Regions from separate parts of the Mus musculus genome. Here region 1 is linked to region 2. A link is a loop called in an ENCODE intact Hi-C map of the cell type or tissue named here. Cell type or tissue: heart. All regions are shown on one strand. Links, peaks and the distances in the headings refer to the core of each region. The heading gives the core; the rest is flanking DNA.

Evidence for each region. Hi-C counts contacts between places; a loop is a spot of excess contacts. Peaks named below come from ENCODE experiments on the same cell type or tissue, not always from the same donor. Only the 100,000 strongest peaks of a DNase experiment are listed, where the experiment ranks them.
Region 1: it touches region 2 in a loop (3-fold over the local background); 18 of 42 quality-filtered maps call a loop at or near these places.

The regions. Positions count from the first base shown.
Region 1 is chr12:112,796,474-112,806,042 of GRCm38, reverse strand. It overlaps a transcript of Ahnak2 not described here. Among named protein-coding and RNA genes, the nearest start is that of Ahnak2, 5.5 kb to the right of the region's middle. In heart, for the core only: a CTCF peak has its summit at 5,396 (motif pointing left); DNase peaks (open chromatin) are centred at 3,322, 5,402, 8,212, 8,732 and 2 weaker places; H3K4me3 peaks cover 1,182 bases; H3K27ac peaks cover 1,068 bases; H3K27me3 peaks cover 5,539 bases.
Region 2 is chr12:112,743,177-112,752,745 of GRCm38, reverse strand. Cep170b (centrosomal protein 170B) reads right to left here. Exons shown (of 19, transcript NM_001024602.3): 15 at 9,200-9,343; 16 at 8,988-9,076; 17 at 8,583-8,676; 18 at 8,172-8,223; 19 at 6,155-8,081. The coding sequence ends at 7,834. It also overlaps the pseudogene Gm5189. Among named protein-coding and RNA genes, the nearest start is that of Pld4, 13 kb to the left of the region's middle. In heart, for the core only: a CTCF peak has its summit at 5,927 (motif pointing left); DNase peaks (open chromatin) are centred at 5,685, 7,375, 7,655, 8,275 and 1 weaker place; H3K4me3 peaks cover 734 bases; H3K27ac peaks cover 1,862 bases; H3K27me3 peaks cover 296 bases.

The DNA.
Region 1 (9,569 bases), core at 867-8,866, 53 kb before region 2:
GTGGTGGAAGATCATGGGGTATTACAGAGCTACATAGCACCCCTGAGTTGATGTTTAGAAGGGGTGGTGGTGAGAAGCCTTTGTGTACTGGCTGTGGCTGTGAGTTGGGTCATTTCCCCACATGCTGGGCAGGGGGTATCAATTCCTGAGCTAGACTTGGCCACAGGAGCTTTCCCCAGCAGGGCATCTGTCTCCAGAGGAGAACACAGGGAGGAGGCTGGGGCTGGAGTGTGGTGCCGGGAACTCCTGGCAGCACATTGCTCTGCAGCAGAAGATGGCCAGGCTTTAGAGTGGGGGAAGGGACAGTAGACGGAACATAGCAGGTTCCCCACCACACACACCTTCCTCCCCCGTTCCTGTTCACTGTGACCCCAGGTCTAGGTTTCGGTCTCTGAATTCTACCAGTGATGGGCAAGTCTAACTGGGCCCTGGGAGCAAAGGCTGACTCTCGGCTGGTCCACCCAGATAGGTGCAGCCTGGCCTCTAGGACAAGATCTTCCAAAGGCATAGAGAGCGAAGCACAGCCCGTGAGGCCCCAGGAGCACTGCTCAGGAGTGAGCAGTAGCCCCCCTGTATTCTGTACATACCTGTATACACATGCACCTGAGTGTATACACAGGAGTATGTGTGCCTGTCTGTGTGTACTGGGACAGATCCAAGGTGTCCTGTGGTGTATGTATGGTTTTGTTTTTCTGTCTGTGGCTCTTCCCCGAGGTGGATAGCTCTTTAGGGAGATGCCCCAAAGTGTCTGGTCCTCTCACTGTCTGTAGTCTGGCCTCTCACCTAAGTGGGATCTTCCAGGAGTGCGGCGGCTCGAGTCCCCGTGTTAGGTCCTCACCTTGCCTTGACAGTCAAGCTGAAGTTCTAGTGCTTGGCTCCTGGCAGGCAGAGATGCATCTGCCAACAAGCCCTGAGTCTGGGAGTAGGCAAGAGAAGGGAGAGCCCCTGGGTTCCTGCCCTGCCTGCATCCTGGGTCTGGGGCCTAAGCCAACTCTGAAATGACTCTCGGGGCTGCAAGTGGTTGTGGTAGTGAGCTGCCTTGTCCTTTTCTCAAGCCCCGTCCAGGCAGATGCAGAGACTCTGGCCACACATGTCCAGATTCTGGTACCTTCTCACTGGGTCAAGGGTCTACAGGCCCAGTGGAGGAAGTTCAAGAGGACCTCTGGTGTCTCAAGGGGGCCTCATTACCAAGCACAACTCTCCTAAGTATGCTACCCCCTGTACTGACAGTGTCAAGTGGGAAGGTGCTGGCACACCAGGTACCCCTTACCTAGTACAATGCCCCTGACATTACATCATTGGGCCTGTCCTGTTTGCACCTGGGTAGCTTAGATCACATATACTTCCTCACAAAGCTAATGGGAGCCACCACAGCCCCAGGCAGATCATGCTAGACAATCCAAATATGTCACAGAGTCTGGGACCCTAAGACCACTTTACATTGCCCAGAGCAAGGGACACAGCTGGGTCTGCACCCAAAGGTCTTTTTGGTGATACAAACCTACCTTTTCCCAAGGCCCTTGCTCTCAGACTCTGAAGCAGGATTCAGACACACTGGATTGGCAGGCAGGCAGAGACCTCCCAGCCTTCCCAGCAGACACAGGGATGTACCCTGGAACACAGAGACCCATATCCCCAGGGACAAGGCAGTGTCTGTCCTTCATCCAGGACATTTCTCCAAGGAGAGGGTGAGACTTGTGTCCCACCAAGGCAGGGCTGTGGCCCATGCAGTGGCAGGAGGAGGCTGCCAGGGCTCTTTCCCAGCAGTGACTCGCGTCTGTCTGACCTGTGTGTGGCTGGCGGGCTGCCCAGCGCTGCAGCCCGGCTAACGGGAACTGCCTGCCGTGAGTGAATGATCCATGCTGATGCTCACCGGCTTGCCTGGGCCCTGACTTCTGTGGGCTCGTACCTAAGACTGTGCACACTGTGTGCACGTGCACGTGCAGTCATGTCCTGTTATGCTTATTATCTGTATATGCAGGTGTGCGTGCGTGTGTGTGTGTGTGTGTGTGTGTGTGTGTGTGTGTGTGTGTGCGCACGCGCACACGCACTGGTGTGAGTGTGTGATTTTGTCCTTGTGTCTGTGAGGCCCTTCTGCTGCAGGTTAACCTCTCCTGGCTCCCGCCCTATTTCCCCACCCTAGGAAAAGTGGTATGCATGCCTCTCTGTCCACCCGGCATGGCCACCACACTTGCCAGGAACCCTTTCCCCCACTCAGGTCTGCACCATACTGGGCTCATAGAACTCGGCTTCTGTGGAAACAGCTCTTGGACCTTTCCCTCCCCCAAATATGTTCCCTTGCGTGGATGGCACCCAAGTAGAGGCTGCCGAGATCCCACCCTCCCCCATCAAGGCCTTACCCAGTCCTCTTAGCAACCAGAATGTCCCAGGACCATTGAAGTCTCACCCAACCTCACGACCCTAATTCAGCTGCTCTTGATTTACAGAACGCCTCCCCCACGCTTCAACCCTGAGCTCCTTGCTTGATAGATGCCCCCTTAGTCCTAGGCCAGGCAGGCCTTTTCCAGCCCCTGCTCTCTCTTCCTTGTCCTGGGAACCCACGTTACCTCTCCAGTGACAGTGACAGTGACTTCCTGCACTGTTTTGCTCACAGCTCACCCTAGGCTGCCAGGAACCTTTCAGAGACCCCTCCTAGCCAGATGTCTAGTACTGCCCTGAAGGGGCCCTCATTTGTACCTTCACTGTCCTGCAGCCCAGGGGCCATGGCCAGGTCCCCAGCTGCCAGGCTTTCTACAAAAACCATTAAAAGGATAAATCCTGACTTGGGGCTGCAGGATGGCTCCAGCTCTGGTCCTACCATCCTGGACAGCCTACAGAGGATCTGCCCAGGGCCACCTGTCTCCAAACTAGTGGCTTCTAGCCTGTCCTTTCATCTGCTTCCCCTCTTTCCTCTTTTGGCCCTGAACCCCATCTTTTCCTGAGGAGTTCAGGTCGCAAGTCATCTCCCTTGGAAGTCATCTACCTTAGACTCCCGCAGTCCCCTGTCACTCCCCCAAACTGGAGGTAAAGAAGCCCTGGATTCCTGGTGCAGGGATCTGGTGGCCCCTGGAGGAACTTAACTAATCTTTGCTCTAGAAATACAATCTGGAGGAGGGCGGGGGAGGGGGTGGGGTGTGTGTGTGTGTGTGTGTGTGTGTGTGTGTGTGTGTGTGTGTTGAGGTCAGCTAGGGGTGGGGAGGACCACAGGGGCCTGGGTCCTACGGGGCGGGGCCGTCAGGGGGCGGGGCCAAGGCTGCAGCAACCAATGGGCTGAATGAGACCGGCAGCGCCGCTCGCGTCGCCCTTGCGGAGTGGTCAGCACGGGCTGGGCGGGCCAGGGCGGGGCCGGAGCCAAGGTCTGGAGGTACCCCAAGAGTTAGCTGCAGTCACAACCCGGCTGCCCGCGGCAGCACCGGGCAGCGAGGCCGTGGGAGCCGCCCTTCTCCTGGCGCATCAGCTCTGGGACCGCGACTGGACGCGCAGGGCCGCCGCCCGCCCGCACCACTAGCCGCCAAGATGTGCGACTGCTTCCACGTGGTGTTGCCCACCTGGCCCGGAGCCCCCGGCAGCGGTGCGCCTCATCCCCGCTTGCAGCCCGCTCCCCTCGGGCGGGTGGGCTGTGCGGGCGTGACGGGGGCGCGCAGTGCGGGACAGGCTGCGCGCGTCAGAAAGGGCAGGAGAGATGGCTAGGGGCTGGAGGGCGGGCGGGTCTTGCGTGCTTTCGGACCTTCGCTGGCTCTGTGGGTCTCTGCATCTCGCTTGCACTTGTGCCTGCCTCGTGCTTTTCACCCCCACCCTATCTCTTTAGCTCACTTTGTTTCTCGGGTTTTCATTACACTGTGTGGCTCCCTGCACGCCGGACTCTCGTTGTCACTGTCTGTCTCTTCCCTTTTCATCACGATCCTCCTGCCTGTAACCTTCTAAGACGCTCCTGTGACTAGTAAGGCGGCTTCGGAGGCAGGTGTGCTTCATACTAGATGGAACAGGCCCAAGGCGAGCAGGAGGCAGTCCTGGGCTAGGAGACCTTCTGCTAGATCTAGCTTCTGATCTGCTTTTTGAGGGACCATCCTTGACCTGACCAGGACTTAGGTTGGGGCTAACAGGATATGGCTGTGCTGGATCCACCGTGCGGCTACTATGTATATGGGTGACAAACAAGGTGTGGCTGGGGGCAGGGCTGGTTTTGAGGTCTGGGGCCTTCTAAGGGGCCTGAGTAGAGTCCTGTTATACCAGTCATGGGGAGTTGACACGCCACCCCACCCCCACCCCCAGGATAGTCAGTGCCCCTCTTGCTGAGCATATCTGTGGCAAAGTGGCTACCTGGTGCTTTTTACCTGGTGGTTTGTGCCCTAGCCTGGGCCTACCTCTAGTGTCTTGGAGGGTGGGGTGGGGTGGGGTGGGGTGGGGGAACAAGAAACCATCCTTCAGACTCTGGGTCATTAATGCAGCAGCCTGGCCACGCCCAGGGCACCTGGCCAGCCACTGCCCAGGGGATTGAGACAGAGGAGCTGCACTGGTCCAGACTGGACCCCTTTCTACACTGGTAGAGACTGGTTCCCTCTGCAGTGGTACAGGCTAGACCCTGCTCTGGGGAAAACAGTTGATGACAGTTTTGACTATGGGGCTGTTCACGATTTCAGAGTGCTATGCAGACGGGTGGCCCTGCCTGGCATCCTCTGTAGCCAGAGTAGAGTTCCCATAGTCCTCCCTGGGGCCCGTTTGTCCTGTGTGGATTGAGGTCTGGGACTCTTCCACACACAGATGAGAGCCCAAGAGCCCTGACTAGCCCTGCTAGCAGTGGGAGAGTGATGACCCCACCCCTCATCTTCCTCCTTCCCCATTGCTGGCCCTGACCCACATCACTACAGATTGGCCTCCCCAGAGAGAGAAAGGACATAGGGCTGCTCCGCCTCCAGTTTGCCTGAGTGGCTTTCTTCTTCTTAGGCTCAGGTTAGAGACCGCTTGACCCACATCCTGCACCCCGCTCCCTGAGCCCAAACCTCTCCCACTCAAGGATGCTAGTTCTTCCCGCTTTTAACCGGTAGTTCCCTGCTTCGTCTGGAACAGCTCTCCTTGAGTCCACCTGCTCTTAGGGAGCCAGAGCAGCGGCCTCTAGTGCAGCTCTGGTAGGACACTTTTAAGATAAGGGTTTGGAGGGTTCTGCCTAGGCTGTCCTCAGTCCTGCACAGGGGGCCCAGGAATATACACGCTTCCCAAGGACACTCCCTAAGGGTTGAGGAGGATTGGGTTCAGGCCTTTTCCAGCCGCAGCCCACTCCCAACAGGCCAGAGTTGCCCTCCTGTGCCAGTCTCTGGTGCCCACCCCTGGCATCCTGCCACCTCCTACAGCCCCGGGACAGAGCCCTGTCTCAGTCATTTTGCGCAGAGGTTGCCCCCTGGTGGCTGTTTTGGGAATGTACCTACACAAGATTGAGTGAGGGTGGGGTGGGGCTGTATAGGGTTACACCCAACCCTGGAATGCCCAAATACCTTTACCCACTGTGAGATGGACCTTACACAAGCCCCCTGATGGACATGTTTAACCCCATAGATGCTGGGTGTCATACCCCTGAGAGCATGTGGGTTCCTTCCCTGAGGCAGAGCTGAATCCCAGACAGTGACAGGGAACCGGGGTCTCAAAGCTGAGGTCCCTGTGCTGCACCTGGGTGAGCCTGGCATAGCCTAGGCACTAACCGCCAACACACTTCAAGAAACTACTGTTGGATCTGGGGAACCCTAGGTGGGGACATCATGAGGGGACATCTGGATGTTCTTTCTGTGGGGTTGGGGGCCAGGGTGTGACTAGGTCCTTTCTCCACAGAGTATAGGGGAAAGGCAACTGTTTAACCAGCCTTAGGTTGGGGTGTAGGTCCAGATCTGACATTTGTGCCCAGGAGTGCCTGGGCTACCATGCGGGGGGGGGGAGGGGGAGGGGCTGTACCCCAGCGAGGACACATGCTAGCTCTACTCTGTCATCTCTTGGGCAGGGTTGTCCACACTGGTGGGAATCTATGTTCCCAGAGATGCTGAGCATAGTGGGACTCTCTAGGCATCCAGCCAAGACACAGGCCATATTCCCTGAGAGATGGGAGGTGGTTCTGAAAGGTGCTAGCTCTGTCCTGTGCTACCGGGCAGAACACAAAAGGGGCTGGGCTCTGGTAGCCCCACCTCAGCCTGGATGGATCCATGGTGGGACAGGCACTGACTGAGGAGGAAGCAATGGAGGTCATAAGGATTTACTTCCTGCTTGAGGGAAGTGAGGGCAAAAGCGGATGTTGGGGGCTCTCTCTCTCTCACTCTTTTGCTCTCTCGCTCGCTCTCTCGCTCTCTCTTGTGCTCTCAGTCTCTCACACACATTCTCTCTTGCCCTCTCTCACTCTCGCTGTCTGTCTGTCTGTCTATTTTCAAGACAAGGGTTTCTCTGCATAGCCTCGGCTTTTCTGGAACTTATTCTGTAGACCAGGCTGGCCTTGAGTTCAGAGATTTCCCCCTGCCCCTGCTGGGATCATAGAACTGGGATTAAAGGTGTGCATCTCCACTGCCCAGTAAGGCTCTTTATTTGGATGGGTTAGGTGACAGAACAGGCTTCATTCTGCTCTCTCCAAGCCACAGGCTGCATCTGCTGTTATCAGCCAAGAAAGCATGAGTGTAGACAGGAAGACGGAACCGGCAGATCCTCTAGCTTCCTAACCTCCTGGGCCCTGGCGGCTGTGCCCACCTCCACCTGGGAAGGCCTAGTCATTGCCCCTGCTGGGAGCATTTTACTCCAGCCCTCTGTGTCCTCCCTTCTGTGACCTCCTCCACACCCTATACTGAAGCTGTTTGTGTTTCAGGTGCAGCTTGGGTCGGCTTGGCTAGGGAGGAGAGGTTCTAGCCGTGGCAGAGAGAGTGAGACGCTTATCTTACCTGGGCATCACTACCACCCAGGAGCAAAACGCCAAGATCTCACCAGCTTTGATCCCTGCCCAAGAGGAGGAGGCAGATCCTGCACTCAGGGATGGTGTCAGGTCTGAGTGATGTCCACTCATCCCTGCCTGCCCACTTAGTGAGAGCTGCTACCACTATAGCCAAGAGGTCCCAAAACGCTGGGGAGAGAGCAGACAGTGGCCTGGATACATGGAGGAGCCACGGAGGGCTCAAAATCCATGAGGAGGGAGACCACAGGGCAGCAGTAACTACGTTCACCAGGCTGGATCTGCGTAGGGGACAGGGGCTGGGGAAATGGAGTTGGACAGAAGGAAGAATGTATCTGTGAGTTTGGACCAGAGTCATAGGTGGAAACATTGAACTCCCAATTTTGGACCCCATTCTAAGGGAAGCTGCTGTCCTGCGAAGGGCATTTCTCTTCCTGTTCTCTGCCTCTGTCTCTGGGTTTCCCTTTATTTTTATTTATTTTTATTTTTTTATTTTTTGGAAGTCACAGGCCAAGGGAGCCAAGGCCTGCCTTGCTGGGATAAATATTTAATAGTCAGAAGCACTTTCTCAGACGGAAAATTGGATTGGGGCCCAGGAGGCCTGGGGCGGGAGGCTGTGTTCCCCACTCCCCACACCCCACACATGGCAGAAACACTTCCAGCCGCTCCTGCCACGGGCTGTGAGCTCCTCCCTGGCCAGCACGCTGCAGTGCACACCTGGCCCCAACCTGTACATGTGAGAACAGAGGACAGAGCTGAGGTCACTCTCCAGGGTCCTGGCTGTGAACTTAGTCCTTTTATCCCAATGGTGGGCAGAGTGGCTGGGTGTTGTGAGGCAGTCGGAAAGGGACCTCGAGTCACTTTCCTGACCCAGTAAGATGCAGGCAGCAAGGGTTCCACACAGCTCAGGGCCTCACCCGGACTCTTCCACAGCTTGTCATCTGCCCCTTAGGGGCTGCCCCACACTGAGATTTGCAACTGCAGGTGACTCAGCCCTTCCCAGTGGAGTCTGCCCCCCCCCCCCGCTTGCTGCAGAGTGGAGGACCGGACCGAGCAGAAGCTAGCATGCAGGCAGTGCAGTCCAGTTGCCCTGTCCCTCCCCGTGCCTTCTTGGATCCTCTAGTGGCCCTTGTTTCCTGAGAGCTGGACCCTCTGTAGGAGGAAGAAAGGCAGCCTGTCACAGATGCCTGGCTGCCAGCCCACTATTGGGTGGCTCCTTCACTGGCAGGCCTTGCTAGAGGGTGGGCGGGTGGCAGAGCACCCAGGCCGTGCTGTGACGCATCCCCTGGGAATGCCCTCAGCTGAGTCACTAGCAGCTGCCCCCAGCCCCACCCGGTCTCGTCACTGTCACTGCCAAGTTCCCATGTTGTTAAAGAGCTGGGCTGGGGGGGGGTGGGGTCCTGGCAGCTTCCAGCAGGACTTGTGTGTGCAGTGGGCGTCGCTCGACACATCCAGACACCTGGGTCTGTGACTCAGCAGATGTCCAATGCCCTCCACAGACTCAACCTGACCACTGGGTCTGCTACGTGGAATCAAGGATTGATCAGGGTGTGTGGGCATCCTTAGGATCTGAGGTAGGCAAAGCCTGCTGAGAGTCGAGTGAGCGAGCCCCTCTGGGTTGGATATGGGCAAGAGGCAGCTCATGAGGCCCCCTAGAATCGCAGTTCCAACTCTTCTTCCCTACTGTCAACCGTCCCCAAGCCCTGTCGTCTGTCCCCAAGCCATCCATCCGTGCAGCAGTATGGTGCACCTTAGCTAGGAGCTTGGGGTGGAGGTGATCATGGGTCCTCAGGTGGGTGGGGCAAGGGACAGAAGAGGAAGGGGGGAGTCAGAACTGTGGGGCTCACAGGTAGAGGGGCTGATGGGATGGATGACCTGGCTCAGGAGAACCCAGTGGCAGCAGGGGAGCTCCAGGACAGCATTCTCCCCCCTCACTCCATCTCCAGCTCCCGGACAGCATTCTCTCCACCCCCACCCCCCCACCTCCGGCTCCCTGATGACTCAGCCAGCCTCACTCCACCTAGAGCTGACAGTTTGGTTTGGTTTGGTGTCAGGCAGTAAACAGAGTTCCCAGGTGAGAGCTGTCTTGGGGGTGGGGCCGTGGAGCGGGAGGTGGGGAGCTGGCCTGGCTTGTGCCCTGTAAATAGAGTTGTTTTCTCCATCCATGACCGTTAGGTTTTCAGGCCAAGGTTGGGGGAAGGAAGCCTGTCCGGACTGAGGCTGTCCCTGAAGCCTCTTTGCCCACCAGTGACCCCTGCCTTCTCCCGTCCTTGGGGCTCTCTGAGGTGGCCTCACTTGCCTCTTCCAGTGGCTCTCATTTCTGGCCTGTTATGCCGATCTGGGATCTGGTGTGTTTCTAAGGGCTGCCCTTGTTGACCGTTCCCTGTCCTCGACCCCTTAGCCTTAGCTGTGCGTGCAAGCCTGCTGTAGCCTGTCCACAGGTGCAGGTGCCCAGAGCCGGCACTGGGATCCCAAACAGCGACAGCTAGTACACCCAGTGGTTCCTGCCTGGGTCTGCTGGCCACCTAGAGCTAGCAGGGGCTGAGAGTGGAGCTGGTCTGAGGGGAGAGGGAACAGAGCTGAGCAATGGGAGCCTTGAGGGCTGAAGCCCAAGGATGCATGCAGGCTTCTCATCCACCACTAATCTCTAAATAAT
Region 2 (9,569 bases), core at 1,046-9,045:
GGGGAAGAGGAATCCCTGAATCTAACCTCCCTATTTTGTTTCCTCCATGATCAAGACCATTAACAATTCACCCACCAAATGACCACAAACCATCCACCCTGCTCTTTGGGACCGGGTGCCTGGTGTGTCATTCTCTTAAAACCACTTCCTGGTGTCTGGAGGAGTTATTTTCTTTGGGGAGCCAATGAAAATTGGGATATTGGCCAGCATTAAGAAAGCTAGCTGCCCATTTGCTGTTCTGTGTTGTGAAAGCTCAGGGCTTAAGTGAAGTCTCGGCTGGAATAGTCTGTGATGCTGAACAATCTAACTAGCCATTTTGAAGATGTTCTAGAATTTTAAGTAAATGGCACTGAGGCAGTCTGTGGTAGGGTCAGGCAGGATGGTGGAATAAACATGTCTCAGCGTCTCAGCATCCTTTGTAGCATCTTCAAGGTGAATCCTGTCAGGGCCATTTTAACTTCACTGGTGTCGTCAACCTAGACACTTCAGTAGGTAATATACATTTCTGCATTCATGCATGTATGAAATGTGCACAGATCAGTTAAAGATGATTTTCTGCCCTTTTTTTTTTTTGAGGGGGTAAGGCATCTGTCTTTCTTTGTAAGTTAGTTCAGACTATATAACCAAACTATAGTATACATTTTCACCCATGCCATTTGAAAGGATAGGGTGATAAGTCCTGAGGATTCTGTAGCCAACACAATTCATTGGCCATGCTTAGTTGAAGTCCTGGCTGGAGTCTCAGAGCTGCTCCCACGTCGCAGGACCAGCACGGAGTTTACCTGCTTTGTTGGTCTTCTTGATTTCTTCCTCTCTTCAGTCAGCATCTTCAGGGGGACGCTCCAGTCAAATCTGATGCTTATGGAATCCGTGGCTTTCATTCTCCCTTTGAAACAAAGGCAAAGCCTCTTCCCAATGCAGTACCTTTCCTTCCCTCCCTTCTGAGGTTCAGACATCCCTAATACACACAGGCTGGTTTAGTGCAGCAGGTTTGTTTGTTTGTTTGTTTTTGTGTTTTTTTTCAATAAGCAAATGTCTCTCAGCAGCTGTTGGGTTTTGCTCATTATCATTTAAAAAAAATGAAAATAAAGAGATCTGTCTCTGGGGGGAGTGTCTTTGTTACCCCTTTCTGTGTATTAACCATCTCTTTAAGATATAATTAGGGTCTCCATGACGGCCCCGTAGGGAAGGAGGCTTCTGGGTCTGGGTGGCCACAGCTCCCAGCTGCAGGCTGCTACATAGTGCATGAAATCTGCAGTGGGGAGAACGCCCGGGACCAGTGTGAGTGTGAGCTGGAGCAGGCGCTGGAAGCCCAGTGTAAGTACATTGTGATAGAGCCCACCCGAACTGGAGATGAGACAGCCCTCTGGATCACCATAGACAATTGCCTGCACAAGATGGCCGTGTTATCGGGTACTGCCTGCCTCTTCACCCCATTGGTACTGCCCCTGGACCACTTCCACTACATCTCCCTGTCCACTGCTGGACCCTCTATAGGATCTCCTGGCAGTTTGGCCCTGGCTACAAGTACCAGCTGTAGTATGATGCGTACAAACTGTCCAGTCGGCCTCTGCACGCGCTCACCTCCTCCACACCAGCGCTGCCGGTTCGGGAGGACGACCTGTACAGAAAGAGACTGCACAGCACAGTAGCCCTGGCTGCCCTGGTGTGCTGGATAAGGAAGGTTTATGAGCTCTACGCCATATGACTGCAGGAGAGGGGGACAAGAACCACAGAACCATGAGAACCACAGGACCCACAGGGCTCGGATCCCAACAGCAACACTGGGTTTTCTCTGTGACCAGCACCTGGGGAAGTGCTTGGATTAATACTTACATTTTTTTTTTAAGCAAAAAGAATAGACCATGGGTATGCTAGGGGTTTATTCAGCTCATTACACTAAGATATCTATTTCTATAGCCCAGGAGTAGGTCCCAGGCTGTGGAAGTCTGGCTGGGCAATGCCATATGGATAGGAGCCGAGGCTATTTTCTGAGGGGTATGAGCTTGCTGTAGGCTGTCTTAAGTATATCATTTAACTATACCATTCAGAAGCTACTGACACTAAAATTATGAGAATTTCAAGTAAAATAAAGCACAATGAGTTCTCCCTACAGCAGCTTATCTTGTAAGATTGTGAGCTATGCCAGTAACACGTTTTATGCCACAATGTCTAGAATATTGCTGTGTTCTAACGGATGCACATGTCCAAGCGTCACCGGTTTCCACTCGCAAAGGCATCTCCAAGGTAGCCACCATCTCTAATGAATGTGAAATCTCAGAACAGCTCCTTTCAGAACTCAAGGCAAAAGCCCCCTGGAATTCTGAGCACGTAACGACTGTATGATAGATTAGCACATAAACGTATTTTAATTGTTCAAAATCTACAAAATGAAACACACGAGCCAGCTGTGTGTCATTGCTCTGAGGTGGCGTCACTGAACTGACTCTGGATTCCTAGCGCAGTCTATTGCATCTCTGTGGGCTGCCATGCTAACTTTCCAAGCCTTGGTGGATTTCTCTCATCCGGAACGGCCTTTTCTGCTGCCCATGTAGGTTCCAGATCAGACTCGTCCAAGGACTATTATTCTGATTTAAGGAATCCTCTAATTTCTGTTCTATTGTCTCCGTTCTAGCACTTAATCTTTTCAGTCTTCATTTTCTTTCAGTCTGTTTTATTCTGATCTCACTTAAAGAAGGTATATAAAATTGTAGTCATGAACTGGGTCTGCCAGAATGCCAGTGTAAAGAAGAAATAAAACAGAGACGAATGGTGGCACAGGAGGCGGGAGCCATGGTTTGTCGGCTGGAGAAACACTGGGTTGCTGCTTTCTGACCAAATGCTTTTCTGTCTGTGCACAGCCACAGCTGTGTGGCAGATGGAGAGGGACAGCAGCCTGAGAAGGATCCCCATCCAGCAGTAGATTTTAACTGATTTTAACTGATCTCAGGGAGTCAGTATTGTTTTTTTTTCCAAATAAAGGAATTATATTATTTCCTCTGCAAAAAAATTGTAATCATTACTGAACATAAAATTATTTTTATGCCGACAGTCAAAGCAAAACTATATGGGGTCTAAATGCCCCCTTCTAGAGTGTTTCCCTTTTTTTAAAAAAGATTTATTTATTTATTATATGTAAGTACATTGTAGCTGTCTTCAGACACTCCAGAAGAGGGAGTCAGATCTCGTTCGGGATGGTTGTGAGCCACCATGTGGTTGCTGGGATTTGAACTCTGGACCTTCGGAAGAGCAGTCGGGTGCTCTAACCCACTGAGCCATCTCACAAGCCCTGTTTCCCATTTTTTAACATGGAAAATATTTTCTTTTTTACTCTCTCTAACTCTCTCCTTCCTCTGGAGACTTTCCTTTAGTTCTTTCTCTCTTGTTCCTTTGGAAACTATTTCTCTCTCTCCTTTCTGGGAGATTTAAAAAAAATATCTAAACTCAGTGTTTCTATGGTTGGCTGTGTTCAGTTTCCTTATTTTCTTTAGCCTCTATGCACCTTTTAAAACATTTTTATCTATTTATCTTTTTTTCCTCCAGAGACTTAATCGTCTATGTGCATTTATTTCTCTATTATTGCCTTCCAAACTTAGTATCTTTTTCTGCATTTAACTTTCTCTAAATTATTTCTCATCCTTGTGTGGCTTACTCTTTTTAATGTACTTAATTCTCTTCAAGGATTTTATATTACTAGTCTTAAACTATTTACATCTATCTATGGTGCCATACCCAGTCTTTTTCCCTTTTTAGCATTTAAACATAATTTCAAACATTTTTTACCTGATCAGGAGTTCATTTATCTGCACTACGGTTTCTTCTTGTGTCTGTTTGCGTTGGCCAGAGCTGGTTCTGTGCCAAGCCCGACCCCTTCCCATTCAGCTCACAGAGAAGAGGTGTTTCTGCCGTCCGTGTGTGTATCTGGCATCAGAGGCACCAGCTAGGAATGGTGTCACACCAAATGCTGACCCTTCCCCTGTGGCCTGCCACCTCGGGGCTGAATTCAGCTACTCTGTCCTCGTTACAGGCTCTGTATGTCCCAGCTACAGGCGGAAGCTCAGCCTCCCCCACATCAAGGTTGGGTCTGGCCTGTAACACTCTCTCTTCCAACCCTTCTCCTGAATCACGCTACACTTGGGGAGTCACAGCTACTGTGGCCCCAGGATCAGGTATAAGAGCTCCTTTTCTATTCTGCAGATGTGCGCGTGTGTGTTTAAAGATTTATTTATTATATAATTTAAGTACACTGTAGCTGTTTTCTGACACACCAGAAGAGGGCATCTGATCTCACTACAGGTGGTTGTGAGCCACCATGTAGTTGCTGGGATTTGAACTTAGACCTCTGGAAGAGCAGTCAGTGCTCTTAATCACTGAGACAACTCTCCAGCTCTTGCTCCTGCCCTGCTCGCCCTGGCCCCTCGCTGTAGCTGTCTTCAGATACCCCAGAAGAAGGCAACACATCTTAACCGCTGAGCCATCTCTCCAGCCCGTGTGTGTGTGTGTGTGTGTGTTTTAAATATATCCACCTTTGTACTGCCCTGTGGTTTCCCAGTTCCTGGCTAGAGAATCATCTTCTACCCAGTTCTTAGGTTCTAAGCTTAGATTTCTAGTCCCACATTGGGCATCAAACACAAAATAATTCTTCAGAGGGTTTTCTATGTCCCTTTGCTCCCAAGTGACAACAGGGCATTTCTACACCTGTTCTAGACAGAGACCTGGCATCTTTATTAACAAGCTGCAAGCACTAAGCTAGGCAGACATTTATCTATCCTCACACTCTATGGCGGCCAATGCCAAGACACACAGTCCTTGATTTGCATCTGAACCTCGCCTTGGCTCTTCGTCTGTCTGTGTGTCCTATGGCCCATCACAACCTCACAGCAGATCCTCCCAGTCCATACTCACGCTTTCCACTGTTCCCTCCCCACTTCTGCTAATAGGCCATCAGCTTGTTACTGACAAGCGATGCTTCCACACAGTACACGAGAGGTTATCCCTGCACCAAGGCCCATGTCCTGTGTGTCATGAGCTACATGGCGATGACATAAACAGTCCCAGGCCTGGGGCAGTCTCGAGGTACATGCAGCCTTCATCCTGCTCTGTGGTGGCTTCCTTAGCCTCCTGCAGTTTCTCCCACAAGGGCAGGTCATGGCCAGTCTGTGCAGCCCAGGGCTTGCTCTCTCCCACGCTCTTCTTGGCGGTTTGGTTCTGCAAAGCCTTGCTGCTTTGTCCTTCCTGCTGTGGTGATGTGTCCCTGCTCAGTAGCAGTACTGTGATGTCTGGAGCAGCTGCCCTCTCATGCAGTAGAGGGCAGCTGTCAGCTCCGTGTCCCCTCAGGGGGACCACAGCCCTGCTTTTACTGTGATGTCTGGAGCAACTGCCCTCTCATGCAGTAGAGGGCAGCTGTCAGCTCCGTGTCCCCTCAGGGGGACCACAGCCCTGCTTTGTCTGTTGCCTCCCACCTGAAAGCTCTTGTTTTGTGCATTTTCTCCCAGTTGAAGGTGAGAACATGACTTACCCTGTCACCCCATGGCTCCTTGTTATGGTTGGATCTGGACTGTCCCCTCACAGGCTCAGAACTGCGGAAGCTCAGGAGGCGGGGCCTGGTAGCAGGGCCTTTGGAGGGGAGAGCTGAGCCCAGTTCTAGTCTACTCTCTGCTTTCTGATCTGTAATGAAGTGAGGAATTGGGGCTGGAGAGGCGGCTCAATGGTTAGGAGAATTGGCTGTTCTTGCAGAGGACCTGACTTGGCTTCCAGAGCCCGCACAGCGGATAACAAACATCTGTAATTCCAGTTTCAGATGACACAATGGCCTCTTCTACTCTCCACTGACACTAGGAGTGCATACGAAAATGCAGGCAAACCACTAATACACATTAGCTTAAACAAAAGCAGACATCTGCTTGCTGCTTCCTTGCTTTGAGTGCCACCTGGTGGCAACATCTGAATTCATTTTTTTTTTTTTTAAAAGACCATCTTGTTAAGTAGCCCTGGCTGGGAGCAGATATAGAGATCCCTGCCTCCCAAGTTCTTTGGACAAAGGCATATGCCACCACACCCACTGCCTTTAGTGTCTTGAGCCCCTCAGAGACTCCTTGTGTCAAGGAGATGGTCACCCAACACCATCCCCAGAGAAGAGGGCCGAGGCGGCAGTCACTGGTGTGCTGCCACGTGGAGGAATGATTTATTAGAACAAATTTCATGACAAATCATATAAAATAACCATTTCCTGAAAGACATCCACAAGACCGCCTGAGAACAATGTACAGAGATACCTTCAGAAGCCAGGCATGTACAGTACCAATGCCGGGTTGAAGGCTAAAGTGACAGAGGAACTAAGTATGGAGAGGAACACCAATTTGTGCATTAAAAAAAAAAAATTACACAGTGATGACCAAGGGTGGGAGGCATGGACTCTGCAGGACAGCCGTTTACTTACAGGGAGCAGGCTGTGGGCAATGTGTGGGACATGCAGGCGGAGCAGCCAACAGGCTGAGCTGGCACCTCCTCCAGACAAACAGCAAGCTCTACACACACACACACACACACACACACACACACACACACACACACACACACATACACACGTAAACATCAGGTGGGCTGGGCAGAGGCACACAGGACCCGTGCATGACTCTATCAGCTAAGTGTAAACAGGGAGACCCATGCTACCCCTGGGCTCTGGGCCCCCCGCTGCAGCTACCTCTCCCAGCAGACAGGTCCTGTTCAGGAGCAACGCCCACACACACATCAGGCAGGTCCCAGAGCACACCCATGCCAGCCTGGTCAATAAGGGACTGTCCCCATCCCACTCCAGCCACCGGGCTCTTTGGCTTAGTGCCTCCAGAAGCATCAGCAAGGGGCAGCAGCAGGGCAGCTACCCTGCTCACCTGGCAGGCCCCAGCCGCACAAATCCTGAGAAAGCATAACCAGTAGTGAGCCTGTCCCTGCCAGGCCTCCGCAACGGATCGGGCCGCAGGAGCCTGCTGCAGTTACCACTTCCTGCCCGCACCATCTGGGACGGCAGGGGCAGGTACATGGTTTAGATCACAAAGCCAGGAGCTTCCAAATCTCTTTCTGCCACTCTGGTAAAGCACTCGCCACAACCAACGGGATTGCTGGCCCACCTAGCTACACCCAGCCCCACTGTAAGGAAGCCCAGTGTCCCTAGCTGGGATGAATCCACTCAGGAGAGCTTGCTGGGACAGTACCCAAACTCAGTGGGTTTGGCAGTTGTGTTGGCACCAAGGACTTAGAACCACTCGTCTGCCCAGGTTGATGGACTCTGCAGCAGCTCCGGCCGTGGACTCAGTAGGAGCCACAAGGCAAGTGGCCTCCTTCCTGGGCAGTTTGGGGACATGCCAAACCCATCCAGCTCCTGTGTTTGGCACTGACTGGCCCCAGGGTCCAGCTCCTTTCTCTGTCTGGCCTCAAGCCAGCACATAGGGATGAGACGGGGCCTCCCAGGCTGGGCCTGGACCTAAGCGGGGCCTGCAAGTTCCTGCAAGGGAGCAATGTACTCTTTCCTTTAAAGCTACCAACAAAAACAATGGTGATTGACAGGAGGTGAATATGGGGCCTCACCAGCTGGCCCTTGGCAGTGGACACCCCAGGGGCTAGGCTGGGAGGCCTGTGGAGGTGGGGGCGCCATGGGCTGGATGAAGTGGTTCAGGTGCTGGCTGAGGAGGGTCTGGAAATGGGAGGCACCCATCCATGGGGCTATGGCACATACAGGGTTTTCACAGAGAACCTCCTGCAGCCAGGCAGGTGGGCCGTGGGATGGATGCACAGGACACACGCGCAGAAGAAGGCTGGCCTTGCCCGCCTCACAGCTTAGATCAGAAACCTCTCAGCATCAGGAAGGAAGGCAGGCTCCGGGAGGCCGGGGGGCCCGCAGTTGGCCCGCTGTGGGAAGCTCCTGAGAGGCAGGGCTGGCAGCAAGGTATCCACCGAGGCAGGTGAAGTTGAGCTCTGAGCTGCTGGCCGGGCTTTCCCAAGTCCTGGCTGGCCAGACCCTGAAGGAGCCCTGTTTCCCATCAGTAGGTCGAGGTTCAAGCTGGGGTCCACGATGGCATTGATGACTGGAGGAAGAGATCAAAGAGTCCAGTTGAGAATCTGGCTATAAGCCTCTGAGGTCGCCCTTGCCTGCCCTAGGTCTGGGCCACACCTACCTTCTAACTGCTTCTGTACGCGTCGAAGTTCCTTCAGGATGGAGCTGATTTCCTGGGAGGACAGAGAGGAGGAAGGTTGGAGGGCAAGAGTAGGAACATGCAGGGCCCCCAGGGCCTCCTGGTGGACTTGGATTAAGGATGTGGCTCAGACCAGCTCAGCAACGCCCACTGGCTGGGAGCCAGGCCGGAGGATGGGGGTCCAGGCCCGAGGGTAGAGGTCCAGGCCCGAGGATGGGGGTCCTGGCCCGAGGATGGGGGTCCAGGCCCGAGGATGGGGGGCCAGGCTCAAGGATGAGGGTCCAGGCCCGAGGATGGGGGGCCAGGCCCAAGGATGGGGGGCCAGGCCCAAGGATGGGGGGCCAGGCCCGAGGATGGGGGGCCAGGCTCAAGGATGGGGTCTCTGTCTCTCACCTTGTTGGATGTCTTCAGGATGGGTACTTCATTCTCAGAGTTGATTCTGGCCTCTAAGTCCTCCCAGGCCCGGCCTGTATTCTGGAAGAGGACCCTGAGAGGGGAGCAGGGACAAGGGCAGTGACAGAGAACACAGAACAGCTGCTCCCCTGATATTCTCTGGCCATAGTAGAGCTGATTCAAGAGGGAAACTGACACCCGGAGCAGGAGTGTGGCTAGCTACCTCATGCTCAGATGGGAACAGCTCAGATAGGGCCAGAGAGAGAGAGGAAGCAATGGGGCCCCGACCCCAGGGAGCAGTGAAGACACACAGAGACTGGCTACCCACATGTGACCTATCAGGCTGCATACTATTGCTAGATGCAGCACACGTGACCTGTTGGCACCCAGGGACTACCCGCTTACTTCATCTTCTCAGCAAGATGCTCCGTGTTTTCACGAATGGCATGTGACAGCTGGGACACCGGGTTTAGCATCAGATTATCAAAGATCACCTGGAAGGACCTGGGCATTAGTATGGCCGGGGCCCTCCCCTCTCCACCCAGCTAGCTGGCCTCCATCCAGACACTAAGACACGCCCCAACCCGCAGCTACGCAATGTCAGAGGGGCACCGTGCCTCCTCACGGTTCCGAGGCCTCGTCTTGTTGGTCAGAGCATCGTCTCGGCTGTCATTCATGTTCTGGTCCAAGTTGTGAGAGTTCATAGAGCCAGGCGGCACTTTCTGGAAGTTCAGGCTGGCCTCTGGTATACGCTGTACCAGCTGCAGAGAACAGAGCATTGGCTCGGCTGATGCAGAGGAACCACTAGGGGGTGCAGTGAGCCCCTGCACTGCTTCAGTCAGAGAAGAGATAAAACAGGACGTGACAGGCCTGGGCCCGTCTGCATCTGCTCCGGATCCCTCCCAACGCCCACTCCCTTGGAAGGACAAGTTTCCACAGCACAAGCTCTCGGGATTCTGTAAGGATTCTTATTACAGCCCTCACACC